3 separate regions of the Homo sapiens genome follow, and all the other regions are linked to region 2. Evidence: chromatin loops called from intact Hi-C (ENCODE). Cell type or tissue: sigmoid colon. All regions are shown on one strand. Each heading gives the region's core, and the rest is flanking DNA. Links, peaks and the distances in the headings are about the cores only. Region 1 overlaps RAD51B (RAD51 paralog B). Region 2 overlaps RAD51B (RAD51 paralog B). Region 3 overlaps RAD51B (RAD51 paralog B).

Evidence for each region. Peaks named below come from ENCODE experiments on the same cell type or tissue, not always from the same donor. Only the 100,000 strongest peaks of a DNase experiment are listed, where the experiment ranks them.
Region 1: it touches region 2 in a loop (4-fold over the local background); 2 of 110 quality-filtered maps call a loop at or near these places.
Region 3: it touches region 2 in a loop (3-fold over the local background); 3 of 110 quality-filtered maps call a loop at or near these places.

What each region holds. Positions count from the first base shown.
Region 1 is chr14:68,030,993-68,041,170 of GRCh38, forward strand. The region is part of intron 7 of RAD51B (RAD51 paralog B); the gene reads left to right. Among named protein-coding and RNA genes, the nearest start is that of RAD51B, 220 kb to the left of the region's middle. In sigmoid colon, for the core only: no CTCF peak of the experiment used is centred there; a DNase peak (open chromatin) is centred at 5,389; H3K27ac peaks cover 255 bases.
Region 2 is chr14:68,190,391-68,200,568 of GRCh38, forward strand. The region is part of intron 7 of RAD51B (RAD51 paralog B); the gene reads left to right. Among named protein-coding and RNA genes, the nearest start is that of RAD51B, 380 kb to the left of the region's middle. RefSeq lists an enhancer at 1,502-1,796 and a silencer at 4,828-5,028. In sigmoid colon, for the core only: no CTCF peak of the experiment used is centred there; a DNase peak (open chromatin) is centred at 4,131; H3K27ac peaks cover 213 bases.
Region 3 is chr14:68,094,518-68,104,695 of GRCh38, forward strand. The region is part of intron 7 of RAD51B (RAD51 paralog B); the gene reads left to right. Among named protein-coding and RNA genes, the nearest start is that of RAD51B, 280 kb to the left of the region's middle. In sigmoid colon, for the core only: no CTCF peak of the experiment used is centred there; a DNase peak (open chromatin) is centred at 5,294.

The DNA.
Region 1 (10,178 bases), core at 3,450-8,449, 160 kb before region 2:
AATTAAGTTTACTGTCTTATAAGGTGTGTTTGATAGTGCCCCTGAACAATTACAAGATTACATCTGTATTAGTCCATTTTCACACTGCTGATAAAGACATACCTGAGACTGGGCAGTTTACAAAAGAAAGAGGTTTATTGGACTTACAGTTCCATGTGGCTGGGGAAGCCTCACAATCATGGTGGAAGGCAAGGAGGAGCAAGTCATGTCTTACATGGATGGCAGGCAGGCAAAAAGAGAACGGGGATCAAGTGAAATGGGTTTCCCCTTATCAAACCATCAGATCTTATTCACTACCATGAGAACAGTATAGGAGAAACCACCCTCATGATTCAATTATTTCCACCTGGCCCTGCCCTTGATACCTGGGGATGATTACAATTCAAGGTGAGATTTGGGTGGGGACACAGAGCCAAACCATATCAACATCAAAGATCACTGATCTTAAATCACCATAACAGATAAAACAATGAAAAATTTGAAATATTGTGAAAATTACCAGAATGTAACAAAAACACATGAAGTTGGAAACATGGTGCCAGTAGAGTTGCTCAGTTCAGTGTTGCCACAAACCTTCAATTTGTTAAAATACCAGAGAGGCTGGGGTGGGAAGATCGCTTGAGGTTAGGAGTTTAAGACCAGCCTGAGCAACATGAAGAAACCCTGGTGTCTTTAAAAAAAAAATTGTTCAATGAATCAATGAATGAACGGCAGTTTCAGATATTTTCCACTCTTCTCAAACATCTTACATGTCATTTCTATCTTGATCCTCAGCAAATAACTATTTCCAAGTCAATGGTAAGAATAGAAATCTGAGATGGAAAATTTCTTCCTCATTTACCATCAAAACTACAAATATTCTCCCATGATTATTTTCCTCTGTTGCTTCTGCTCTGAATGATATGACTTTTTTTCTTTTCCTAAAACCCTAGGTTCCATCCACATTCACCTTAGAAGGATTTTGATTTTTCTCTGATTCTATCTTTCTCCCAAATTCTGTATGTAGCCTAGTGATTATGAGCATGGACTTTACAATCAGGCTTTGTGTCTGATTTGACTCAAATTTGTGTCTGTTACTATGAAATCTTGGGCAAATTATGTATCTCTCAGCCTCAGTTTTCTTGTGTGTTGAAGATAATAATACCTAGGTCATGGAGTTGTCGTGAAGATCAAAAGTGATATCTTTAAAGTGCTAAGCATAGCAGGTACACAGTAAGCATGCAAAATAAAGGTCCTTGCATTATTTTTACCTCCCTTTCTAGTGGCTCCTAACCTTATTAAGAGTCTCTTGTCTTAAGAAATTGTTCTACTACTTCAGTATTTAGCACTCTCTCTCTCTCTTCACCATCACAGCTATTCTCCACTTTTTATCTCCTATTTATTTTGGCTCTCACATCAGCCTGGCTTCCCAAGCATTTCAAATTTTATTTTTAATCTTATTTCTTTTCCACCCCTTTCTCTCCAAATTTGCTCTGCTTCCAATAAGTTCATCTATCATGGCTCAAATCAGAAAAATAGCAGATGCCCTTGTTCTTTTGCCCTCTCTACATTTAATCATCAAACAGAGTTCTGATAATTCTGCTGCCTAAATAGTTCCTAAATTTTTCTACATCTCTTCTTTGGGTGCTACCATTTCAGTCCAAGGCACTATCATCTCACACAGTATTGTGACAATAGCCTTCTACTATTCTCCCCTTTGCCACACTATTCCATACTCCACACTATAGATAGAGTGATAACAAGAAATGTTATTTCCCTTTATAAACATTCTAATGAGTTTTCTTGCTCTTAGGGCAGAGCTCTTCTTGATCAGGTCTTATTTATCTCTTCTTTCAGCTCTATCTTATACCACTATTACCCTGTGCATGCCCTAGCTCTGATGAGTTTCTTTCAGTTTCATTCAGATCTCTTATTTCAGCTTTTCCACATAGTGTTCCTCTGCTGCCTTCCTGATCCTTCTTGGGGATCATTGCTACTTGGCCTCTGGTTTCAACCTAAACTTTACTTCCTTGAGTGACCTTCGCTTAGGCTAGGTACTTCTGTGGTCTGTTCTTTATTACCGTATCATCATGGTGCTCATGACATTTTACAGTTCCTTATCTCCCCCCAAGATTCCAGAAGGCAGGAGCCATGTCTTTTTCATTCTCTACCACAATGCCTGGCCTATAGTAGACACCCATTAAAATTTTGTTAAATGTTGTTAAATAATTAAAGCAAGAGAAAAATCATCCTATATAACATGTTAGGGTTTAGAACTACATATGGTATTCCTGTATTTAACTTTGAATATTTCTTTAAACATAAGTAAATGTGGAAAATAATAATGCTGCTTTTCAGCACATGCTCTTATTTTTCTATCTTCACACATTCCCTAATTTTAAAATCTCTTTATGTTTGTTTTTATTCCAGACTACAAACATCAAATCTTTTTTTTTTCTATTTGGATGCTTTTAAGTATAAAGTGTCACTTAATATCAGCACTTCTGCCAACTCTTATTCATTTTTCCAGCTGTATTTGGACAACATTTACATAGATAATTTTGTGAAATTTTCAACTAGAAGTTGAGTTGAGATAAATCATGCAGTTTTCAATTCAGTGTATCCTGAAAGATAACGAAACTCACTGAGCTGCCTGGTTTTCCAACAAGCTACATAGAAAGCATGAGGAGGGCAGAAGGCTATGGCTTCCACTGTTTTGACCACTTCACAGCCCTTCCCGCAGACTGCTTGGAGATGGCTCAAGTGGAACCTGTTGATAAATTAATGATCCTCTTTTTCCCAGTCACCATTGAGCCAAAGTAGGCTATGGGGCTGAATCATCCCAGACAGGGATGAATGAATGTTCTGAAAAGCTGAAACATAAACTGTCAGTTAAGATGCATTTTCTTCAAGTTTATTTGTGACAGATGATGGAAGGTAGTTGATATTGACTGAGTTTGATTGTTTCTTAGGAACAATCACAGTCATTTGATTGTTGTTCCTAAGAAAGTAGTCTTTTTAAAAAAACAAAATCTGAGATACAAATGAATCACTATATGTTAATTTTCCTTGCCCTTCTTAGGTGACCACTGACTATATTTTACCAGTTGTTAATGTAGCTTTGGGGGGGATTTTGTTCATTTTTTTGGTGCACCTTGGATAAAAAATAATTGGAAATATTTCTCATTTTGCAATTACTGACTTTTCATACTACTGGAATACAGGATTTGTCAGAGTTCTTATCTGACCCAGAATAGATTAGACACGTTTTAAGATCAGTAAGAATCATCTGCTTTTTTTTTTTTTGGTGGTGGGGTGGGAACATGGTCTTGCTCTATTACCCAGGTTGGAGTGCAGTGGTACACTCACAGCTTACTGCAGCCTCTACCTCCTGGGCTCAAGCAATCCTCCTACTTCAGGCTCCTGAGTAGCTGGGACTACAGGTGCTTGCCACCATGCCCAGTTAATTTTGTATTTTGTGGAGTCAGAGTCTCACTGTGTTTCCAAGGCTGGTCTCGAACTCTTGGGCTCAAGTGATCCTCATGCCTTGGCCTCCCAAAGTACAAGTATTGCAAATGTGAGCCATTGTGCCCAGCCTATTTGTCTTCTTAAGCCTACAATAAGAATGTTGAAAAGATAGTTTATTTATATAACCCCATTTGATACAAAATTCACATCAAATAGAGTTAATTAAATAATGGATGTCCCTTGTTCATCATTTCAGGCAGATACAAATACCACTTTTAGCAAAAAAGGTAAATCTCTTGTTTTAAGTTACCCAGACGAAGATTATATAGAAAGTTAGGGTAATGACATTCCCAAGGCAAAAGTTCTTCAGGGAAAAATAGTAAGCCATTTCAGTTTCTCAATTTCTGGAGGGCTTATCTGAAGGGATTGGGATGTCTAATATTGCAAATTAGGCAAATTGTGCACATTTATCACCATGCACCTTGGATTTCAAGCAGAAATAAGAGGAGGATTTGACTGAAGGGAATTAACTTTGGTCTTCCAAACTTAAATATATACCAGATGTGTACTGTGGAAGGATCTTCCTGGTTACAGTATAACCTCTGGTTCTTTTGGACTCTTGCTAACTTAATTTACCCAGTTCTTTTCCCGTATAGAAATTAGACTGTGGATTGTTTCTGTGGATTATACTCATGGATTTCTGTGGATTATACTCATGGATTTTATTGTTTTATCTTATTTACAGATTCTGACTTTTTTCTTTTCTTTCTCTTTTTAAAAATAACTTAAGATGTTTGTTTGGAAGATTGGCAGGATGTTCGTTTTACAGTGTTCAAAAATGAGTTGTTTGTGTTTTATGTATATGCCCAAATACTCTGTGAAAACATAAACTGATAAAAGGAAAATTAATTCCTATCTTTATAAAGTGAAGAATTGTTTTTTTTTAACAAATTAACATATCCTGAGTTACATTCTTGAGTGAGATATGAGAATTTAAACATATAACATGAATACCCCCAGTTTTGAGTGCTAATATGCAAGGAAAGGCTTTCCTCATTACTGTTTTACAACTTTTATGCTCCATAAGGTTGATTCTCAGTGCTAGTTCTCTTTCAGAGAGAAGATTCAGTAAAAAACACTGTATACCAGTCCTTAATAACTTAAATGCAAATACTGGCATATATCCAGAAGCTAAGGTTCAATTAGGTGTAGTTGTTTCATCTTACAAAATTATTTTACCAGCAAGAAATCTTGGCAGTTATATTGATGATTTCTCATGAAAGAGGCAAATGGGACGATAAAGAGGCCTGAAGACTATTTTTTAATACTAATTTTCTAATTCCTCATTTTTTTAAATGTCAGAAGCCAGGCCTTAGAAATCAAGCACCTGAGTTTTCCTCTGATTTTCTAATCATTACTGTGGTTATTCTAGTTGTCTCTTATCTGTTCGGAAGTCATAATGTGTAATGATGGCATAAGTGAATGTTAAAGAAGTGGAAATTTGATATGATCTAGATGGCAGTTTATTGGTTTAGTTTCAAAGACAATTTTACCTGGAAAATAAATAAGAAAGCTTATCAAGCTTTTCCCTGTTATCCGTGGTTTATCTGTTCCTTGTGTTTCATCTTGACCACCACTGGTCTTCCAGAAATCGCTAAAATCTCTCCTGCCTATGTCATTTCTTTTTCCTTACAAGATCAAAGCTTTTATGAGCATTATTTATTGTAGCCTCACAATATTCTAGAGAGCAAAGTAGAGGTTATGTGTCTCCATCTTTATTTTTAAAGCCAAGTGAGGAACAGATAAATCTCTTCGCTAACGTTACAAAATGAAGCAGTGGTAGAGGCAGAAATAAACTCCTGAGGCAGAAACATCTCCTAATTCTGGCCCTTACGTCTAAGATGCAGTAGACTGTTTGGCCTTTCTCTAAACAGGCCTTTGACATTTAGGGTATGTGGAAAGTATGTGCTCCCGTCAGAGTTTCGCTGTTTAGTTATTCTTTGCCTGTTAAAGTAATGACTAGAAGACTGGAGAAAGCAGAAAGAACATCCAAGTCTTATTTCAGCCTCTGCGTTTAGTACATGTGAGCTTTGGACAGAGAGTGCCTTTATTTCCTGGGAATTAACTTTTCTCTCTTTATACTTAGAAGGAATTTTTCTTTGGGGCACTGCTGATATTGAGAATTTGGGGGAAATTATTATTTTTTTCATTCAAGTTTTATGTGTGAAAACATATATTCCAATACTAGACCACACTGAGAGGATTTGGGGAGATGACTGCAAAGTTTTACATTTTAAAATGTAGGTTTAGTGCCTTTTTTTTAAACCTGAAAGTCATTGCAAAAATCGATTAAATTTTAAAATTGACTTAATTCATCAATCTATATTGCTATAAAGTTTTTTAAAAACTAACAACTTGTTTGCCCTATGACAAATATTTTTAAAAATAATTTTCAACTGTATTTTTATTTCAATATTTATCACCCTGTGGTTATTTTATTTTATGATTTTAGCTGTTTCACTTTTTTTTTTCTTTAGTATCCATAATTGCTGATTGGGAATTTTTAACACAAGACAGGAATTGTTACCCTCCCTCCCCCCCTCCCTTCCTTCCTTCCTTCCTCCCTCCCTTCCTTTATCCTTTCTCCTTTCTCCTTTCCCTCCCCTCCCCTCCCCTCCCCTACCCTCCCCTACCCTACCCTCCCCCCCTCCCCCCCTCCCCTCCCCTCCCCTCCCCTCCCCTCCCCTCTCCTCTCCTCCCCTTTCCCCTCCCCTCCTCTCCTCTCTTCTTTTCTTTTTTTCCTTTCTTTGTCTTGCTCTGTCACCAGGTTGGGGTGCAGTGGCACGCTCTCGCTCACTGCAACCTCCGCCTCCTGGGTTCAAGCAATTCTTGTGCCTCAGCCTCCCGAGTAGCTGGGATTACAGGCACGTGCCGCCACACCCAGCTAATTTTTATATTTTTAGTAGAGACAGGGTTTTACCACGTTGGCCAGGATGGTCTCAATCTTCTGACCTCGTGATCTGCCTGCCTTGGCCTCCCAAAGTGCTGGAATTACAGGTGTGAGCCACCGTGCCTGGCTGCCTCTTTCTTTTTTTAAAGGGCTGCTTTTCATATTGACCTACATGACTAAACCTGAGTTATAATTCAGAAGAAACAGTTGAACTATTGTGTGCCATCTTGTCATAAAGCGCAGGTTAGCACAAATGTCTTGCCAATGTCTTAAATGTTGCAATTTTTGTAAAATCTTCCGTGTGCCTCCAACATCTCCAGTTGGTGAACAGATCTCACTGTATTTATCCCTGTTGTGTTCTTCCACATGTTTGTTTTGCAGCATAATAACACTTGACAGTTGTAAATTTTTCCGTATGTTCTGTTTTGTAGAGATAAACAATGTACTTTCTGTGTATTTCCCTGAGCTTTGAAGACTTAACTTTTGAAATAAACAATTCCATAGGATTTTATAGGAGGCTTTGGTACGTTATTCACACAAACTATTCTCCTTGAAAGGGAAGGTAGTTGAATGTTCATCCTTTTGATATAAACTGGTTAACTGAACTTTTCCAAGGGATCAAGCACAACTTAACTGCTTTTAGCTTTGCAACCAGGGCAATGCAGACCAGACCAGTGTTTGAAAGTCTTTAAAAGTATTATTTGACATCATAAATGACCATTCTGTGGAATAAGCTCTCTAATTCTCTGAGTGGTTTACTTCAGTTAGAGGGATTAGTGAATTAGCTTTGGATTTGCTTATAATTTCCTCTTTTATCTTTTACAAATTAAAAAGTTGGTATCGGCATGTAATGATAGCATCTAAAACATTTATGTTGTGGTGGTTGTATCATAGAAAACATTCTTTAGGATTCAATTATAAGCAGCCTCCTTCCATTAGCATGTCAAGTTTTTCTGAGCAGTTTTATTTGTGAAAAATCAGTACAGATATTTTTATTCATAGCTTGATATCCTTTTTTTTTTTCTTACTCAAATGAATATCTGTTTCCTACCTTTCTCCCTCAAGATGCAGTGGTGCTTTTATTATTTGATTTTGTAAAGCCTGAAGGGCAGAAATATTTCTTAAGTTTTCCATTGTTAACTACAAACTTGGCTATATAAAATATACAAATCATAATATCTGTATGGTTATTTTTATTGTCATTTCTTTAACACACAAAATTTATCACATTTATGCAAGAATTTTTTAACTTAGAAAACTCAAAATTGATATGTAAATTGGGTGGTAGCAACAATGTGTGGGATGTGGTACGTGGCCAATGATGTGTTGGAGGCAGCCCCCACCAGCTCCCAAGATCTAGTGATTAAATTTTCAGAAATTTTGTGAGCCAGTTATCAGTAAAAATTAAACTATATAAACTTACAATTAAATAAATTATTTAAAAACAAAGATAATACTCAAAACTCAGTAATTATGTTTTACTACATTTTATTATCTATGCTCTTGAGGTTATTTGTGTCTCTTGTATCTGTATTGGAAATACTATATAATGGTGTATACTATTGTATATCTCTTCACAACTTCATGTTCATTAACATCATGTTGATAGCTTCAAATTAGCCATGGTAGAAGTATTAACACCATGAAAATCAGCAAACACAACCAATCAGGGGCTGATTTATTGTTTTGCTGATTGTCTAGACTTAAGAAAGTGATGGAAAAAATGTTAATAACACATATTAAAAAGTGTGTTATATCTGGCCGGGTGCGGTGGCTCATGCTGTAATCCCAGCACTTTGGGAGGCTGAGGCAGGCAGATCACAAGGTCAGGAGATCGAGAACCATCCTGGCCAACATGGTGAAACCCCATCTGTACTAAAAATAAAAAATTTGCTGGGTGTGGTGGCGCATGCCTGTAATCCCAGCTACTCAGGAGGCTGAGGCAGGAGAATCGCTTGAACCTGAGAGGCGAAGGTTGCTGTGAGCCATTATGGCGCCACTGCACTCCAGCCTGGTGACAGAGCGAGACTTCATTCCAAAAAAAAAAAAAAAAAAAAAGTGTGTTATATATCTATAACCATTATACTATGAATAGCACCAAAAACTTGAGAAAATATTCTTTCAGGACAGTATTTGAAAACTATTATCTAATTCATTGGAGAAGTGGTTCACGTCACAGACAAGTGAATGACTGAAGTTTGGGCATATGCCTGTGTTTACCTTTTATTTATTAACTAAACAAACCCATCAGCCTTCTACAGCAAAATTGTAAGAATGAGATGTTGCTTCAAGTACATCAGACATTAGATGCTACATACATCAGGAAGCCTTTTATAGTTCTCTTTTGAAAACTGTACTACTCATAATATGCTGTTTCCTACTCACCTATGACCCTAGACTTCCTGTTTGCTCTAATGGTTGCTGTTAAAGGTATGACAAATTCAGCTGTAAAGTGTTTAGTTATCCACATCCATCTCTTTGACCACAAATTACCTAAGAATGGTGTTACACTACTTTTGTGGGAAAAGAGAAACATCATAATACTGGATACATAAAATCATAGCTTTTCCTTTCCTTGGGGGAATAATTCTGTTATCTACCCACTGTTGGGAGGTAGTTTAGATTGGTTAATGTAAGTATCAAGGGGGAAAATGGCTGTATTCAACAGAATTTGTTTCCCTTAATCTTATGGATAGCTTCACAATTCATGATAGCATAGTTATGCAACATATATGAATAAGGATGAAGATGAGTATCATTTGATTAAAGTATAGCTTCTAAGACTTAAATGACCAGAAAGAATTGAACTGCGTTTAAACTCTACCACACACCTGCTCCTTATAGTAGGATAATCTGGTCAAGCCCTTGACTTCAAGGAGCTTGCTAACCCTGGTATTAATTGATGTTTCCCAAACTTTAGTCAACTGAGTATCATCCTCACCATATTTGTTCTATCTCTGTACCGCTTGTACTTTTATTTACTTTGTAATTTTTTAAATTAACTTTTTCTTTTAAACTTAGCTTTATCCTAAGTGATAATACTCATGAAATCTTGGGTTTAAGGTAATAGTTATGTTTTTTCTAGTATCTATTAAAATATTGCCTAACAATTACAATTTTAGAAAGACTTTTCTTTTTACCACCAATGGTATGTCTATTTTGCTTTGGGAACTATTGTGCTAGTGATGATAATAGCTAGGCATTAAGTTAAATTGTCTTGTTTGTTCCTCACATCAATGTGATAAGCGTTGCTCTCTCTATTCAGTAAATGAAGACACCAAAAAATCAGAGAAGTTCAACAACTTGTCCAGGTCATGAGGCAAGCCAGAACTTACCTGGGTAAGGTCCATATGAGCCCTTGGTCCTCACAGCATTCTTAGAGAATCACCCGGGAGCTTTTTGAAAATGCAAAATCTCTGGCCTCACTCCAGACCTCCTGAATCAGAATCTGCATTTGAACAAGATCCTCCAGGTGATTCTCATGCACATTAAAGTTTGAGAAGCACTGAGCTTAACATTTGGGTATTCTGCCTCCCGTAGGAGAAGATGGGTGACTGGGTCATTAGTTTGGTTGTTCTGTGATCTGGTTTGGCTCTGTGTGCCCACCTAAATCTCATGTTGAACTATAATTCCCAGTGTTGTGGGAGGGACCTGGTGGGAAGTGATTGGATCATGGGGGTGAATTTCCCTTTTGCTGTTCTTGTGATAGTGAGTGAGTTCTCATGAGATCTGGTTATTTAAAAGTGTATAGCCCTTTCCGCCTTTGCTCTCTCTCCTGTTC
Region 2 (10,178 bases), core at 1,857-6,856:
TTAAAAATGTATAAATAGATAAACATGTATAAGCAGAGTTTTAAATGTATAGAAAAACAGATTTAAAAAACATGTCCACCAAATGGACATCTTTTCCTACTATATTCAGTAACCTAAATGACCCTATCCCTTCTCAGCTTATCTTAATTTTAGTATACAGTTGCCCTTCTTCCATTAATTAATCAATAAGCTCATTCATTCACATAATCAGTCATTGTTGATGCCTGTTATATCCAAGGCACTCTATATTCTATATGCTTTATATTCTATGTACTCTATATTCTGGAGACATCAAGATGAAAAGTTCAGATTAAAATTTTCCTGACTCCATTTTTAAAAAGTTAGTTTTTACTTTTATGGTTAATTGTCTTAATTTAACAAGTGTCCATTTAGGATGTAATCTGTGCTCAGTACTGTTGTACATCATGATCTATATTCTCTCTAGAAGCTAGCATTTTATCCCATTGATTTAAATAATGTCTAATGAATTTTAAGTTCTTCATGTGGTTAGTGTTTTACATTTTATGAGTAATAATGAAATGGAAGATTCAAGCAAACTCCATTTTCCTGAGAAATATGCATCTCTTTATTTCCCAATGTTAATTATCTAAATGCTGTTAGTTAATGCTATATTACTACAAGCTTTTTTTTAAAAAAAGAGACAATATCCTTTCTTAAAAGAATGTTATAAATATAAAAAAGTACTTGTGTTAAATAAATGTTATTGTTCATTTTTAGAGAAATCGAGTGTTTTCTTGGCAGAGATGGGAGAAGAAATGTAATTGCTTAAATAATTAAGTATTCATGCTTGGAAACCCAACTTCTGTTGCAGGGTTAACATATGAACTGGTGATTAACTGACAAAAATTAAGCATATGTGTTTGGATCATGGTTTCTGTGGAGGCCATAGATTTGCTTTATGGAAACTTGAGCTTCTGTATAACAGAGTTTGAAACCATTACATGATCAGGTCATTTAGTAGGACAACCCAATAAAAGGTAACTTGAGGCCCCATGATAAGAAAGTGTCTAAGAACTAAGTGATATGGTTACTTACCAATTAAAATGAGAAAAGTCATACTCTTTTAGTTTTCATCTGTTATGGTCATGGGGAAAATATTTCTTTGAATTCGGTCCTGAACCCATCTGAGACTTGGGGAACATTAGCAGCTTCTCAGTGCATACTTTCTAGGGAAGGAGATAATGGAAGACCCTTTCTTCCTGTCTTCTGTGGTCTCTCTTGGGAGCCCAGGTCTTACTCAGAATAGGTTCTCATACTTAGAGGAAACTCAGATTGCTTTGGTCTTAGCCTGTAAATCAAAGGGTGAAGACTTTTTCTGTTTTCCTTAAGAGAGTTCTGCCCTCAGTAGAGGGCAGAGAAAGAATATGTGTCATTAATCACTTGAGAATTGTTTACAACTATAATCTAGAGAGCACTTACTTGCCCATGGCAGGCAGTAAAGTTACCTTGGTTGTGTAAGAATAACCTGAGTGGTTTACTCAGACTGTTCACAAATGTTTGGACATCATTCAAGGGCTGTCCAAGTCTGACTAGTTAGCTTTATGATATACTCAGATACACTCAGATTCACCTTTATACCATCCAATCACATTTAAAGGAGGGTGTTTCCTGAAATTGCAACATTACTGACTTCCCAGCCATGTGACATAGCTTTTCAGACTCTAAGTTAAATTTTAACCCAGACATCTCTCTTCAATTCAGGTCACCTACAGGCCAGACAAAGCCAAGGTCATGTATTGAGTGAATATAAGGAGTTTTGTTGGTTCTAATAACTGTAATGTTATTCACTGGTTGAAATACTATACCATGGTTAATCATAAGTTGCAGCTGTTGTGTCCTTTTATTTATGAGCCCTTAATCAAGAGGACACAGCAAGAGCCACTGTTTGAAAGGAGCCTTTCATGAGGTCTTCTCTTTGGGTGCTCCTTCTTGTTTCATTGTGAAAAGAAGAGAAGTTTATATTGCCTTGCAAAAGTTATTAAATAGTATATGTTGGCTTCTCTGAAAACAGATTTTTCTATTCCAAATTTGAAAGATCAAATTATAATCTTTATATTTCAGCTGATGATAATAGAAACACTAAGCCTGTGCTCTCCAAACAATGTCTTTTAATTGGTGCCAAGTTTGATTGAATCTCAATATCAGCCATCAGAAGTTATATGTTGGCTCTCTGAAAACAGACTTTCCTATCCAGAATTCAGGTTTTCTATTTGTGACAATATGTCTCTGCTGATGTTAAGGTAAACAGACCAGAGCTCTTTGTGCAGCCCTTTTTACTGGTCCTGAACCTGATGAATGAGATTTTAAATGTAAGTCAATCTCTCTCTCCTTTTTTAACTTTTTGGTTTTAAATCCTCCCTTATTTTATGAGAATTCATCTTATGAGTTACCCTTGTTAAAATATTGGCATATCCAGGAGTTTGAATAGGGTCATTTTCTGAATGGATTTTGGAATAATTACGTAAATTGATTTTTCTGATCAAGGAATTTAGTGATAGGTTATATTTTCAAATGTGTTGATTGTCAGCTTCATCCTAAATTGCAATGTAACACAAAAGCTGGTACACAGCTCTTTTCTTTGAGACACTCAAAATGTTTCCAAACTTTAAATTCATACTTTTTACTGATAACATTTTTGTGGATCTCATTCAGGTAAACTTTTCTTCTTCACTTGTTGATCCCGCGTGACCCCTCCAGCCACACAGGTTTCATGTGCTTCCCTGAATACAGCATGCACTTAGCACCCTTTATAGCCTGGATAGTGTTGTTACCCCAGACTAGAATTCTTTCCTCATCTCCATTACAATACTTGACATCCTTCAAGACAACACTCAAATGCTACTTATATCATTAAATTTCCTCCCTGATTTCTACTTGGACTTAAATGTTGCTCTTTGTACCACTTTATTTGACCTGTTGCTGAAGCACTTAGTTCACTGTACCTTGTATTTTAATTGATTTTGTACATGTTTTTTCCCTCAACAAGAAGCAAACTTATTGAGGTCTGGGACCATATCTTCAAGCAGCCTCCAGATAATTGGCTTGGCACAAAATTGCATGCATCTCTTGTTTTCTCATAACTGGATGGAAACAATGATATTTAGATTTATCAGAACTGCTACAGAGGGCTAAAGGGATGCAAAAACACTTGGTAAAATTCAAAATTCTCTTTAAAGTAGTCAGTATTGTTCTCAAAACAATTACATCAAACTTTTAGTGACTGAAGTGTTGTAATAATTTGTGATTTTCAAAGATACTCAAAATTTAAGGTGAACAGTGAGCCAGAACACAAGATGATATACCTAATCTCATTCACCAGTCTGTTTTGACCAAGTCAAGTTGAGGCAAGAATGCTGGGAACAAGCTTTTCTGATTGAATGTGTTAATTTAGCCCGCCTTCAAACTTCTTAACCAATGGCTTCCACTCTACCACCTTTCAACGCTTTTTTTTCTGTAAGATGGCATGTTATCTGTTAGAAATAATGGGGATCACATTCATTATACCAGCAGTAGTCTCTCTGTGATCACACTCATTAGACTGTTTACTACCACGAATTCTGGGAGAAATGGCCTGGGACATTAAAAGAAACAAACAAGCTAAGAGGGCTGTCTAGGACCAATGACAGTTATTGGATTTGTTTTAAGAATTAAGCTTATGAGTTACACTTTTTTCCTTTGCAGCATAGATGAAAATCATCACTTGAGGAACATTTCAACATCATAGTTGCAAGTATAACTTACACAATGGAAAATGTTTTTCATTTTGAGAAGAGGCAATTGCTATTTTGTAATGGAACGCAAGGACTACTGGAGATAAAACTTGCATGCAAGACCAGTACAGCTTGATGAAGGGAGCAGAGTCTAGTTTAACCTCTAAATTAGGAGATGTTTGTTTTAATTTTACTGCTATTCCAGGCAAGAAATATTAAGTGTCTGCTGTGTTCAGGACTGCTAAACATTATGGACAATACAGTAATAGTAGAAGACATGGTGTCTGCCCTTGAGGGAGTGAAAATTGAATAGACAACTCTTAACTATCAGGATCAACAAAAAAATGGTGTTAGTTAGGGAGTAATAAAAGTGCCACACGGCTAACTACAAACCAGAAGGCCAGGGACGGATTACTGTGAACTCAGCTGCTGTGTAGCTTTGAGTTTCTTGAATATTGTCCATGACCCATTTATTTTGTTTTAAATAGAGAATTATATCTGCCCTCTACCAAATACACAGGAATAATCTGAGTAATGTTTATAACTGTGATCTGAGAACTTTTTGAGTCTTTTGCAAATCTGTAAACACAGAGTGAGAATGAGATATGACAGTGTGGTAAAAGAGGACTTTTGAGATTTATTAATATTTAGAAGTACAAGGGGGAAGAATACTTTTATAGTATGATTATAATGTTAAAGATATTCTTCCTTTAGTTTTATAAAATGTGGCTTTTGATCAGTAAGTGGCAACTTAGAAGAAAAGTCTATCCTAAGTTGATTTGCTATTCCTTGACCTTAAGAACTATAGAACACTTTATTTTCTCCTAAGACCACTTTTTTGTTTTTATTTTACTCCATTCATTAATTCATTCAGCACATAATAACGAAGTATGTACTTGGTGGCAAGCACTGTGGTAGGACCTGGGGATATGAAGTTGAAGAAGACCTGGGCCATATCTCTAAAAACCTTGTGAGGGGAAACCAAGGGGGAAAAAGTTTCTACTATTTTAAATAATTAGAATAGATTTTATTTTATAGTTAAATTTGAAGAAAACTACAATTTTAGTTAGATTTACTATGCCATCTTTACTCATTTGTTCACTCCCATTCGTTCATTTTTCAAGTTAATGGGTGCTGGAAACCTGAGTCATCCTTGACATGTCCCTTTCATTTGCCCTCCAAATGCAAACAACCACCTGTTGTTTCAGTCCTTTCAAATGCCTGCCTCCAGAATGAGCATTAAATCTGTCAACATATTTACCATCTCAGCTTCTCCAGTCACCTCCTAACTGCTCTCCCAGTTTCCACTCTTACTTACCTCTAATTAACAGCTTTCAGACTTTTTTGAGGATGACCTACAATTAAAAAATACATCCATGATACTCCCAGTACACATACTTGTGTTGCTATGTATCTATAAGTAAATCCAAAATCAAAGATTAACAGAATAATACGTATCTTTTCTCAGTATCATGCATTTTGATATTTTTAAAAATTATATTCCTGGCCGGGCATGGTAGCTTACACCTGTAATCCCAGCACTTTGGGAGGCTGAGGCAGGTGGATCACCTGAGGTCAGGAGTTCGAGACCAGCCTGACCAGCAGGGAGAAAACCTGTCCCTACTAAAAATACAAAATTAGCCAGGCATGGTGGCACATGCCTGTAAACCCAGCTACTTGGGAGGCTGAGGCAGGAGAATCCCTTGAACCCAGGAGGCAGAGGTTGTGGTGAGCCGAGATCACACCATTGCACTCCAGCCTGGGCCACAAGAGCAGAGCTCTGTTTCAAAAAAAAAAAAAAAAACAACAATTAGGGGCCAGGTGCAATGGCTCATGCCTGTAATCCCAGCACTTTGGGTGGATCACGAGGTCAGGAGTTCAAGACCATCCTGGCTGACAAGGTGAAACACTCTCTACTAAAAATACAAAAAGATTAGCTGGGCGTGGTGGCAGGCGCCTGTAGTCCCAGCTACTTGGGAGGCTGAGGCAGGAGAATCGCTTGGAGCTTGCAGTAAGCAGAGATTGCGCCACTGCACTCCAGCCTGGGCGACAGAGTGAGACTCCATCTCAAAAAAAAAAAAAAAAATTATATTCCTTTGTCGCTTTCTTGCTGGGCATGATTAATTAAATTCACTTTATGATCCATTAATGATGTGAAATTTACTGTTCTAATACTTTTAAACACAGGTTGTTTAAAGCCAGGGTGATAGGTTTATATTATTTCCCTGCTTAAAATGTTTCATTGGCTTCTGGTTGTACTTTTAGAATTCAACGTAGAAATCATTGTATGGCCTACAAAGTCCTGCATGGTCCCACTCTGCCTCCTCCTCACTCTTTCCTACTTCTCCACATCTTCACACAGGTTCTTTCCTCTCCATGGAATAATAGTCTTCCTTCCCCAATCTTCACCTTGCCAATTGCTATTATTCTATGGGTCTCTGTGTAAAAATCACTCCTTTAAGAAAATTAGATCTCCCCTTATAATTCCTCTTCCTCCTCTTTTTATTCACTGTATTTATTATAATTGTATAATTATATATTTATTTGTATGACTTTTTTATTTAATATTAGTGGCCCACACTAGATTACAGGTTCCCCAATATCTAAGACCAGATCTGTTTTGTTTATTGCTATATCTACAATACCTGGTATAGTCCTAGCATAATCAGCAAATATTCTTGGTATGAACTTTGGATCAAATGCTATGCTTGCCCCACAAAGGTGAATAAAACATAGACTTTATTCTCAAGGAGTTCTACTCTTTTGACATGGAGTATACTTTGTTTGAAGACAGGTATCTAAAAGACAAAACAGGTTAATAAACATCTTAGAAAGGGTATTAGAATGCTGGAAATCCTATAAACAATGGCTTCTTTAGTTTAAGACTCTAACTGGAGGGAAGTTTTCCTTATTTACTCATGATACTAACTCAAGGAAATGCAATGATTTTTTTTAAAGGAAGCAGAGATATTATTCTTTTATTGAGGTAAAATTTCTAGAGATTGAAATGCACAGATCTTAAGTGGACAATTCAATGAGCTTTGAAAAAAATATTTTCTTGTGTTCCCTTCCAGTCAATCTCAAGCCTCCTTAGGCAATCACTCTTCTGATTTCTATCACTACAGATTAGTTTTTCCTGTGCTTGAAACTCACATACGTAGAAATCAAGCACTGATATCTGGCTTCTTTCAGACGGCCTTTCTTTTTAGATTTATCCATGTTTTGTGTGTATTTTTTGTTAATTCCTTTTTTAGTAATGAGTAGTATGCCATTGTAAAAATATAAGACAATTACTTTTTAGCCATTCTTTTAGGGATAGATATGTGGGTAATTTTCACTTTAGGGTTATTATGAATAATGCCATTATGAATATGCTTATACAAGTTCTGTTTTTGAAATTGGTGGGTCAGAGGATAGACGAATGTTTAACTCTAAAATAAAGTGCCAAACTGTTTCCAAAGTAGGTTATACAAATTTTCCATTACCAACAGAAATATAAAATAATTATGTTTGTTCTACAGTTTCACTAAGAGCTTTTTTCTTTAATTTTAGACATTCCAGTAAGCTTGAAACAGTCTTGCACTGTAATTTTAATTTTGATTTCACTGATGACTAATGATATTGAATACCTTTTCATGTGCTTATTAAGCACTCACATATTCTTTTGTGAAGTGTTTCTTCAATCTTTTGATCAGTTTTATTGGCTGTTTGTCTTTTTATTGTTGGTTTTGGAAGTTTTTAAAAATATATTCTGAATATAAGTCCTTTTTCAGATATATGTACTATAACTATGTCCTCGCAGTCCGTGGCTTGTCATTTTACCTTCTTACTGGTGTCTTTATTGAGCAAGTTTTAATTAAAATGGTTAGTTCTTTTTATAGCCTTTTAAAGAAATCTTTGTCAACCTCATGGTTGCAGCAATCTTCTTCTACACCTTTTTCTAGAAGCTTTATTGTTTCATCTCTTATGTTTATGATCAATCCTGAATTAATCTCTATGTGTGTCATGAGGTAGCTATCAAGGTTCATTTTTTTCCCATATATTTTTCCAGCGTTCTCTAGCTATCTTTTGAAGGGTTTTCTCTTTTTATTAAATTATCTTGGAGCCTTTGTAAAAATTATCAATTTACTGCATATGCTTTACTCTAACTGGACTCTCCATTTCGTTCCACAGCAGGATTTGCTATCTTTACACCACTCCTATGTTGCTTAGGCTCTGAGGCTTTATACTAAGTCTTAATATCAGGTAGTGCGAGTTCTCTGACTTTGTGAGTTTTTTAAAAAATCAATTTTTTTGGTATAAATATTTTGCACTTCATATAAATTTTAGATTCAGCCTGAAAATTTTGAGAAAAAACTATTAAGTTTTCACTGGGATTGTAATGAATCTGTGTTGAACTCAGGGTGAATTGACATCTTTAATAATATGGAATTTTCCATGACCATGATCATGTTTTCTCTCCCAATTGATTAGGTCTCCTTTAATTTCACTCAGAAATATCTTATGGTTCTCAGTGCAGAGGATTGTGATGGTATTTTGAATGACTATGAATAAATTTTTGGCTGATATATTAAGTCAATAATAGATACCTTTGATTTTTATTATTATTTCTATATTATTATGCAGTTCTCAGCCTTGAAGTTTGAAAGACTTTAATAAGACATTGACACCAGTCTCCCACTTAATGCTGGAATGCTCAATTACAAATCCCTGGCAAATGTTCATTAGACTTTGAACTCTTCCAATGCTGGAGAAATAACTGTTACACAAAACACCCTATTCCATTTGGGGACAGTTTGAATTGTTGGAAACGTTCTTTTTATATTGAGCTAGTTTTCTGCCTGTTGTCTGCCCTTTGGAGTCATGGAGATGAGTTTGCCCTCTCTCCTACAGAGTACCCTCCAGCTATTCGTAGATAGCTAATCTGCCCAATGAATTCTTTTTTCTTGTTGAAACAATTCTAGTTTCTCTACTTATTCCTCGCATGACATGATTTTTGTATCTTTTCTCTTTCTCTGACTCTTTTGACATGCTCCAGTTTTCTGTATTTTCTTTAACTTTTGGCATCCAGAATAGAAGCAACACTCCAACTGTGTCCAGACCAGTGCAGAGCACAGAAAGACTATTTTTTTTCCTTACTCTGAACACTATACTTCTGCTAATCTGGCCTTAAATATCATCAGGGTTTTCAGCAGCCAAGTCACACTGTTGGCTCATGTAATGTTCACTGTCAGCTAAAACCCCTAGATCTTTTTCACATGAACTCTTATTCAGACTGCTCATTCTTTCATCCTGAACTTAGGCCTGTAATAGTTTTCTTTCTTGTGTTCATGTAATAGAGTTTACATTTATTCCCATTCAGTCTCAGAACTTCAGACCAATCTTCTAGTCAGTCTTTTGTGGAGTCTATAGGCTTGACAAAAGAAAAAACTCAGACTCCAGTGAATACCACAAACAGTTATTTGCTTTAGGTTCAGGAAATGAAAATGTGCTGGTTTTAAGTTTCTGAAGTTGCCTCCCTCCTTCATCTCATTCCGTCCTCCCCCTTCAGTTCTTTGGTCCGAGACCCAATAGAGGATGTCTACAGCCACTCTCCCTCTAGGGAGGGCCTGGGTCTCATCTTCCACCCACTGCCATTCAATAATAGCTTGGGTCTGTCTTGGCTAAGCCAAGGGAACATCCAGCTTCACTGAGAAAACCTTTGCTGCATGGTGATACGCCACCTACTTGCACTGTAGCGTTGTCTGGCAGGTTTGGCCCATTGTCTCCCAGAGGAAACAGAAAACAACTCCCCAGCAACCCGCCAATCTCTTTTGTCCCCACAGTCGAGCTCTGGAAAATATCTGAATGCCACAGAAGTGGGAGTACCCTTTGATGTTTATATTGGCTGGCTCCTTTTCCTTTTTGCTTTTTCTTTTTTTCATTTAATAATCAGGGTAGTAGAAAATGCGGAGAATTAACCGCATGACAGCAGCAGAGGAATTCATTAGAGAAACAGAGATGAATTCTGCTCAGATTTCAGGCTCTCAGGCAGAAGACACAAAGGAGTAATCGTCTTCTAGTTTTTTTTAATCATTTCTTTTGTGGCACCTTCCTTGTCCATGAAGGCAATCTCAGCGTCTGGCATGGGGGAGCCCAAGAACATAGGCAGTGCAAATGGTGGCTTTGATTTGGGGATTATTACAGCAATATTAACCACTTCCTTCTTACCTCTCTTTGAAAAGATGGAGCTTGTCATTCTTGGAGAAGGCAGTGAACAGTGCTATGTTATTGCTTTTATTTAAAGTATTACCCACTAAAACTTCATTTTAAAATTGGGAAAAATGTGCATAACATTTTACTATGGAAAATTCTTGAACAGAGCAAAAAATGCTGAGGAATATAATTTTGCAAATGTGTTCTCTTCTAACTTAATATCCTCAGAGACCCTTCCTTTTATGAGCCTCA
Region 3 (10,178 bases), core at 3,270-8,269, 94 kb before region 2:
CAACACTTAATATTTTTCAAAGAAACACTCCATATCCAAAGACAGATGCCAGACAATTAAGTTTTTGCTTATGAAGGTTTAGGAGGAAATGGGGGAGTAGTGATAAAGGGGGTAAAAAAATAAAATAAGCCAACAGAGGCCTTGGACAGACTGATAATAATAGTATACCCTGAATTGAGGAGTATGATTATCCCCACAGTCAGGGTGAATATAATTTAGGAGAGATGACCTCCTAATAGGTTAGTGATGAGCAAAGCTGGAAAAAGTTAATTGAAGAAAAGTAGAAATCAAATATTTCAGTTGTTCTGAATCATGAGTAAGATGCCTATAAGGAAGAAAAATTCTCCTAAATGACTACATCTGGTCATGCCTTCTTAGCTTTTAAAGTATTTTGTGATACACAGGAATTTATGTTTTTTTCCTGAGGTGAAGCTCTCTGTAAGAAGGAAAGCAGATGTTTCTTTTTAAGTGCTTGTATACACCTGCCACAAGGCAGACTGAGTAGTTCATATGGAGAGCAGGCTCGGGTTATTTTTTATGTTGCTTGTGAAATTAAAATTCTTTTCCTGGCAAGCATAGGTTTATAATTAAGTAATTTATCATAAGAGTTCTTTTAGCTATATCAAAAATTTGATGATATACAGAAGCAATATGTGAGTGGTTACTTAGAAATTAGATGAATGAGTTATTTCATTGGCATTTATCATTTGATGTGTAGGTTTTTCCTATTTATAACAAACATTGAACACTGACTAATTACCTGCAACTGAAAGAGGGTTAAAAAAAAAAAGTCTTAGTTGAGAACTGTATTCTCAACTTATTTTCAACCCACCAGTGCTCTTGAAGAGTATGATGCACTCCGATTAATAGAAGTTGTGCTCTCTTGGGATCATGCTTAATTGTGTTACAATATAAAGAAGTCTTCCTCCATGGTATTTATGGGTATGAAAAAAAAAGAAGTCTTTCTTTGCCAGATATGGATTTTGTACTTCCCTCCCTTCAATTTCATGTATACTGTTTTTTGTTTTTATTTTTCTGATTAGTTCCCTTGGTATCTGCCCTGCCCCATCCCCATTCATTTTGGTATTCACATACCCAATACCATAGTAGCACTTTATATTTACTTTGTTTACGCCTAATTACAGCCTGCATATTCTAGATAAAACAAACAGACTCAGCCAGGCACGGTGGCTCATGCCTGTAATCCCAGCACTTTGGGAGCCCGAGGTGGGCGGATCACGAGGTCAGGAGATGGAGACCATCCTGGCTAACAAGGTGAAACACCATCTCTACTAAAAATACAAAAAAATTAGCCAGGCGTGGTGGCGGGCGCCTGGAGTCCCAGCTACTCGGGAGGCTGAGGCAGGAGAATGGCGTGAACCAGGGAGGCAGAGCTTGCATGAGCCAAGATCGTGCCTCTCTCCAGCCTGGGTGACAGAGTGAGACTCCGTCTCAAAAAAAAAAAAAAAAAAAAAAAAAGAAACAGACTCAGAAAGGTTAAGTGATTTTTCGAGGGCCATAGAGTAATAAGTAGCAGAACCAGAATGTGAAGCCAAGTCTAACTCTAAAGCCCATCTTTTTCATACTTGACTATCCTATATTTTTCATGGATATTCTACAAAATCCATATTTTTATAGAGTATGATGTCTTCATTACGCTCCTCAATCTTTGAAGAGGATTTTAACCCTGCTCTTTGGTTCAGCTATTGCTGAATATTGACACCTTTAAGCTGCACCATAGAAAATTTGTATTCAGGCTCCTTTTAGAGATGAGTACTTCGAACTCTCTGCTATCCAGTTGCTCAAAAGTCTGTTTCCAAATGTATTTATAGAATATTGTGTGAATGACTTATTCTCCATCCATTTTTCTGGATTGTCTGCATTTTAGTTTCAGGCCAAGTCGTACCGTCCAAGAGCTATGTGCTTAACTCAGCTGCTTTTACCTCTTGCAGAGGTACTTTCTTCCTTCCTCCTACTCCTTTTCGATATTAAATCACTGGCCTTCAATGATGGATGTTATAGCAAACAGCTGAATAAAATTCAGTATTCTTTCTGTGGTTGAGCTTTCATTGAGGAGCCCACCTAGTACACCACATCCCATCGTTTTTGAGAGGACTTACAGATGAAATTCTTCTCAGATCTCAAGGTCAGGAAACAACGATTCATGTTTTTAAAATGCTTATTATGAATCTTATATTTGATTGTATTTTCCTCTTTACTTTGGTTGCCAGGAAGGCTAGAGCCAAATTTGCAAGATCATCTCTAATAGCTGCAAAGGAATAAATGATATGTGTGTGTGTGTGCCAGTCTTACTCCTGGCATTATTTTCTTATCTATGTTCCTGTTTGATTTCATCTTTCTTAATTATTTATTTTGTCAGTAATGAATGAATTGTCATAAACTGCCAAAAATCATTATGCTGGTGATGGATGCAAATATATAAATAACATGTGTAAGGACAATTAAGCTTTCCTGACTTGATAGTTAAATCTCATTCCTCCTAGAAGTATCACATGTATACATCCATCTTCCTCATTTGTTTTTCTCCTTTATTTTACTTCCTACACATTTTCAGTTGTTTATTATGGATTTCTCTCTTGATGAATGCATTCATACAATTTTAGAATTGTTGAGTATCAATATAAAAAGCTATTTTTTCTGAAAATTAGTCTCCTTATAATTTGTATTTTTCTTAAGTTCATATTTTTTAGTAAAAGTGTAAATTTCATAATTTTTATTAAAACATTTGCCTCCCTAAAGAAATTTAACTATTTTGGTTTTTTTTTTAATCTGAGAATAGGAGTAGGGAAATTTGGAGTCTCTAAGGCATGCCATGTAGAAGTTTTTGAACATTTATATAGAATGGATTGACTTTTTCTGCTTGTTCTTCTGTCTGTTGCCTAGTAGATGTCTCTAACTGGATATTCAAATGACACTTCAGACCATCTGAAACTTCACGTATTATTTCCCTCCCAAGTAAACTAGTCACCCAAACCATATACACAACAGTCAGACTCATTTGCTCACAGCTTTAAAGCAGGTTCTTTTCCATTTCCACTGCTATTACCTATTCCAAGTGCCTTGCACAACTTTGCCTAAGGAGACACTAAGAATTCTTCATTGAAGAGATGAAGAAATGAATGAATACAGGGATGAGTTTTCTTCATTTCATTGCTTCTGTCTAGACCACTGGAAAAACGTATCTTCCTTTATTCTGACCTCTTCTAATTCATGTTCTACAAAGTTATCAAAATGTTATTCTTAAAATGCAAATCATTCTTAAAATGATATACAAACACACATCATTCCAGGATTCATTTAGTTTAGTGCCAAGGCCTTTCATGCTAAGTTCCCTGCATCTTTCTGGTCTTACCTCCCACCATGTCTCTTTACTGACTTTGTTGCATCATCACGTGGCTGCATACTCCATTTCCTCCCATGTGCTGTTCATTCTGCAGAACATCTCACTGAAGCTTTACCTGGAGAACTCTACTCACTTTGCCTGTCGGATTCAGATGTCTTTCCTACTTGTTCTCATAGACATTTATGTACAGTCTCGTGACTCTTTTCATATTAAACTGTTATCATGACTGACTTACTTATCTAGGGGCTTTCTCTTAATCAACACAGGTTCTTTATTCCTGGATGGTATCCAACATTCCCTGAATAACCAGTGATTGTTTATTGGCTGTTTGACTGAATATAGAATAGAATAAGTCTGTAGCTTATAGTCCATTCTAACCACTCATTCTTTTCATAACTTTTATTGAGTGCTTACTATGTGCCAGCTTTTGTTTAAGAGATTGGCAATACTATAGTGAACAAAATAGTACCTGCCCAGGCAATTAAAAAGTAAGCAATTAGACATACAATGTTGGGTAGCATTATGTGTATATTAATCCAGTTTCACTCTGCTGATAAAGACATACCTGAGACTGGGTAGAAAAAGAGGTTTAATTGGACTTACAGTTCTGCATGGCTCGGGAGGCCTAAGAACCATGGTGGGAGATGAAAGGCACTTCTTACATGGCAGTGGCAAGAGGAAAAACGAGGATGATGCAAAAGTGGAAACCCCTGATAAACCCATCAGATCTCGTGAGACTTATTCACTACCATGAGAACAGTATGGGGGAAACTGCCCCAATGGATTCAGATTATCTCCCACCAGGTCCCTCCCACAACACATGGGAATTATGGGAGTACAATTCAAGATGAGATTTGGGTGGGGATACAGAGCTAAACCATATCACAGTGTTAGGAAGAAAATAAAGAGGGATAAGGAAATTCTAGAGCATATGCTCAAGCAAGGCATATCTAAAGAGGGAGCCTTTGAGCAGAGACCTGAATGCAATGAGAGACAAGTTGTGTCCATGGCGGTGTTGCTGGGGAGGTGGTTCTGGGCAGAGAGAACAGCATTTCTGTGCTCCTATTATGTACCAGGCTCTGTTCTAGGGGTTCTGGAGACAGCAATGGAGAAGGTTGTTAAACATCAGCATTGTTTATTATTTAACCATGCAGTCTGTTCTTTTTCAATATTATGTCATAGTTCAAAACTCCTCCTTTCTTTAATTGCTAGGTTTAACGAAGTTGAAAAACCCTAACTTGGGAAAGTCTCTTTGTTCTCCCCAGCTGCTAATCACTTCCTACTCTTTGTTGTGGAAGAGAACACATAAAGTCTTATTATTTAGAGGCCCCTAACAGAATAGGATACTGGTCCTGGGGACAGATCCCCAACTATCTGAATTTAATCATGATGCTCAGGGATGTGTGAAAGTGTCTTAGGTGTTCATGTCTTTGACGTTTGACCTAGGTTATAGATGTCTGTGAAATTCTGTCACCATAATTAGATATAGATACTACTGATTTCCTTTTCCCAGTCTTCCAACCCAGCCTATGACCCTGAGTAAAACCTTCTTAAATTCTTTTACTTCAGTAGCACACAAAAAATCATAATTTTGGATCCTGTTCCTTGCTCTGTCACCTGCTTGCTGCAGTTAAGTCTGCTCTGTGGCAGTTTTCCATTTGCAAGCAGGGCACCCTTCCAGTTAAGTTGTAAAATTTTATGTTTAAGTAAGCCCCTGTGCCCTTGAAGAATAGGAGCTACAGGAATGTAGAGTCCAAAGAGAAAAAAAAAGAAAGAGCATTCCTAAGAAAACTGTGTAAATTTGCAAATTCGTTTTCTTCTGGTGGCAGCTGACAGGTGGAATGACAACCCAACCAAGTAACACTAGGCCCTTGTGATAGGAGGGAACTTAATGCTGCGGTTGTTCTGCTTAGATGGAATTGTGTGGGGCTGTGCCAATGCCTGTATTGAGAAAGCCCAGTCGAGCAGAAGAGTTTTTGGTTTCTGCATTTAGAACTGCCGAACAACTGAGGAAAACCGATTAAATCTGGAAGGTGGCAGCTCACTTGACAGGCTTCTCCAGGCACCTTTGAGGAGAATCAAAGATAAATAAACACATTTTATGAGAGGAGTATGGGGTGAGAGGGAGTGTTTGGACAAGAGTTAAAATTTCAAAGGGAGGGGGAAGTTCTTTTTGACTTTTCTCCTGATTAGACTCTTGCCTCATGTCTTTGTTAATGTACAAATTAGAGTTTGTCCCTGTCTACATGGGTAAGCTTGATGGGAAAGGAAGAAGATAGAAGTATATTTTCAAAGACCTCAACTATAGAAGGTAGAAGGAAACTGATCAAATATGAATTTCTTTATTAGAAAAAAGTGGCTTTAAAAACTATTTTATAAGTCATATTGGATACTCATGTGCCTGTGGAACATGCAAAAACTCTGGCCTGTTGCACAGAGGTTTGATTTTGAAACTGTCTAATTTTATTTATTTAAATTTTTTTAGAGACAGGGTCTCACTGTGTTGCCCAGGCTCTTGAACTCCTGATCTCAAGCAATCCTCCTGTCTCAGCCTCCCAAAGTGCTGAGATTACAAGCATGAGCCACTGCACGTGGCCCAAAGTCTGTAATTTTTTTCAGTAAAGATTGATGGACTTTCATTACGGCCTGGTCTAGTGTGCAGTGAGTTGCCTTGAGGTCAGGTAGTACTTGACACCCCTTATTTACTGGGTATGGACCCTGTTCTCTCATCCTTCCATTGTGCTTTACTCTTTTTTTCTCCGTGAACAATTTTTACTTGAGCTTGACTTACCTCAAAGGGGCTATGAATATTGAATTGGCTAAAAATAATTCATAACATTCTAGATATATGGAGCCTTAGAGATCATTGCCCTCTTCCCCATTTTGCAAAGAGTAAATAAAGTGAAGCCCAAAAGTGTTAAATTGCTGCTGGCCTAGGGGCATTCAGCTACCAAATATGTATGCAGGAACTCCACCCAGATCCTGACCACACTATTAGTCTGTTCTCACCTGCTAATGAAGACATACCTGAGACTGGTAATTTATAAAGGAAAGAGGTTTAATTGACTCACAGTTCTGCAGGGCTGTGGAGGCCTCAGGAAACTTACAGTCATGGCAGAAGGGGAAGCAAATATGTCCTTCTTCACATGGTGGCAGGAGAGAGAAGAATGAGCTAAATGGGGAAAAGCCCCTTATAAAACCATCAGATCTCGTGACAACTCACTCAGTATCACAAGAACAGCAGCATGTTGTAACCACCTCCAAGATTCAATTACCTCCCACCAGGTCCCTCTCATGACACATGGGGATAAGGGGAACTGTAATTCAAGGTAAGATTTGGGTGGGGCACGGCCAAAACTTTATCATTCCACCCCTGGCCCTTCCCAAATCTCATGCCCTCATACTTCAAAACATAATCATGCCATTCCAAAAGTCTGGCAAAGTCTTAACTCATTCCAGCATTAACTCAAAAGTCCAAGTCCAAAGTCTCATCCGAGACAAAGTAAGTCCCTTCTGCCTAAGCCTGTAAAATCAAAAACAAGTTAGTTACTCCTAGATACAGTGGGGGTACAGGCATTGGGTAAATACACCCATTCCAGATGGGAGAAATTGGCTAAAATAAAGGGGCTACAGGCCCCATGCAAGTCCAAAATCCAGTAAGACAGTCAAATCTTAAAGTTCCGAAATGATCTCCTTTGACTCCGTGTCTCATGTCTAGGTCACACTGATGCAAGAGGTGGGCTTCCATGGCCTTGGGCAGCTCCACCCCTGTGGCTTTACAGGGTACAGCCTCCCTCCCAGGTGTTTTCACAGGCTGGTGTTGAGTGTCTGTGGCTTTTCCAGGTGCACGGTGCAAGCTGTCAGTGGATCTGCCTTTCTCAGGTCTGGAGGACAGTGGCCCTCTTCTCACAGCTCCACCAGGCAGTGCCCCAGTAGGGACTCTCTGAGGGGGCTCCAACCCGACATTTCCCTTCTGCACTGCCCTAGCAGAGGTTCTTTATGAGGGCTCCACCTCTACATTAGACTTCTGCCTGGACATCCAAGTGTTTCCATACATCCTCTGAAATCTAAGTGGAGGTTCCCAAACCCCAATTCTTGTCTTCTGTGCATCCATAGGTCCAACACCACATGGAAGCTGCCAAGGCTTGGGACTTGCACTCTCTGAAGCAATGGCCTGAAATGTACCTTGGCCCCTTTTAACCATGGCTGGAACGAAGCAGCTGGGACACAGGGCACCATGTCCCAAGGCTGCATAGAGCAAGGAGGCCCTGGGCTTGGTCCACAAAACCATTTTTCCCTCCTAGGCCTCTGGGCCTGTGATGGGTGGGGCTGCCATGAAGACCTCTGACATGCCCTGGAGACATTTTCTCCATTGTCTTGGCAAGTAACATTTGACTCCTTGCTACTTAAGCAAATTTCTGTAGTCTGCTTGAATTTCTCCTCAGAAAATGGGTTTTTCTTTTCTATTGCAATTTTTTAAAACTTTATGCTTTGCATCCTTTTTAAACATAGATTCCAATGCCAAACCATCTCTCTCAAGTTCAGGGTTCCCCAGATCTCTAGGGCAGGGGCAAAATTCCACCAGTCTGTTTTCTAAAGCATAACAAGAGTCAACTTTGCTCCATTTCCCAAAAGTTCCTCATCTTTGTCTGAGACCACCTCTACCTGGACTTCATTGTCCATATCACTATCAGCATTTTGGTCAAAGCCATTCAACAAGTCTCTAGGAAGTTTCAAACTTTCCCACATCTTCCTGTCTTCTGAGCCCTCTAAGTCTCTAGGAAGTTCCAAAATATCCTACGTTTTTCTTTCTTCTTCTGAGCCCTCCAAACTGTTCCAAACCCTGCTTGTTACCACTTCCAAAGTTGCTTCCACATTCTTGGGTATCCTTATAGCAGCACCCCACTCTACTGGTACCAGTTTACTATATTAGTCTGTTCTTATGCTGCTAATAAAGACACACCCAAGAGTGGGTAATTTATGAAGGAAAGAGGTTTAGTTGACTCACAGTTCCACAGGGCTGTGGAGGCCTCAGGAAATCATGACAGAAGGGGAAGCAAACATGTCCTTCTTCACATGGCAGCAGAAGAGACAAGAATGAACAAAATGAGGAAAAAGCCCCTTATAAAACCATCAGATCATGTGAGAACTCACTATCAGAAGAACAGCATGGGGGTAACCACCCCCATGATGCAGTTACCTCCCACTGGGTCCCTCCCATGACACATGGGGATTATGTGAACTACAAGAAAAGATTTGGGTGGGCACACAGCCAAACCAGTCAACCCCCACACCAATGCATGTCTTTTGAGTTGCTTAGAGCTCAATATTGCATAAGTGGACTATAGCAGTTTACTTTATTGACTTATAAAACATAATTAATAAAATAATTAAATGTATTCCCTGTATAATTCAAAACCTCAGGAGTTATCATAATAGTTTCAATCTCTTTTTCTATCATACCTCTTATGAGAAACTAGAAAATAAATTACCACTTTGAGTTTCAGTTTGTGTTTATTTTCTTGCCATGAAGAGTATGATGATAAAAAAACATAAAATGAAGTGGCCCAGAGGCAGGCAACCAGAAGGTGAGGAACAAAACCAAAAGTAATAGATTATTAGATGCCAGTAACTAAGATTCTAAATTATTACTCTTACGAATATAGTGTGGGTTGCTTTAACTATTTCGTTATAATGTTTATGTCTGCACCCATTTCTCATTTCTTTTTCCTAGTGTGCAAAGTTAATTTAAAGTGTTAGTACAAATTGAGGAAGGGAAGTCTCTCCAGATTTCATTAGAGGATAGACTGAATAAGAACATGTCCTACCCGCAAGGACAAAGGAGAAGAAAATATATTCTTGACTGTTTCAGACCACTTCAGATAAGGAGGAGACAATTTAAAAAATTAATTTAAAAAAACACATTAGGATCAAATAACCCCTCCAAAGAAAGGTGTTCTATGGATGAGAAATGTAATTACTGCTGTAAAAATGTAGGGAATTTTGCACGTTTAATATAGTTTGTCTCCTATTAGAAGCACTAGTTGGCATTTTTCAGTATTAGGGTTGTGGCTTGCCAGGCCCACCCTCCTGCTGTGTTTGTTTCAGGGAATAGAACTTACCCAGTCGCAGGTTTCAGAAGAGCTGAGGTAACCTCCTTCAATGTGACACAAGTACTGTTTATGTTGGAGACAAATCCCAGAAACTCAAGGTAACAACGTACACAGAGTGAGAGAGTATATGCAAGAGATTTTTATTTGGCATTTTTACTGCTAACAGTCTACAGAAGTTTTAGTATTTAGTGCCAGTTCAGGCTTAAGGGGTAGTTTCTATTTCTGTGTGATTTTGAAAGGTTTAAAGAATCAGCAAATTATTATATAATAGATAATAAAGAATAAAGATTCTGGCTTCTATGGAAGCTTGCAAAGATATGAGGGAGGGCAAACAACTGCTTCTACGTGTTTTGTTTTGTTTTAAGAACTCAAAAAAGCATGGTAGGTTCTTTGAGCAAGGCCTTAGTTGTCAAAAGTTTCTGAAGCCCTCAAACCAATAAATAGTATTATTACTAATTAAAAGAGCAGATAAACTGAGAAACAAAGCACTTAGACCTAGGGTGACATGGTGAGACCAAAACTGAATTCTGTGTCTTAAAATTCAGTTATCTAATCTCCCCACTTCATTGCATATTCTACTAGCAGTCATTCAGTAAAGTACCTTTCATCACTGCAGGAGTCTCTCTGAACACAGTGGCTTTGGAATAGGGTTATCTCCAGACATTGTTGACATCATGTCTCTGCTCACATACCAATTGAGT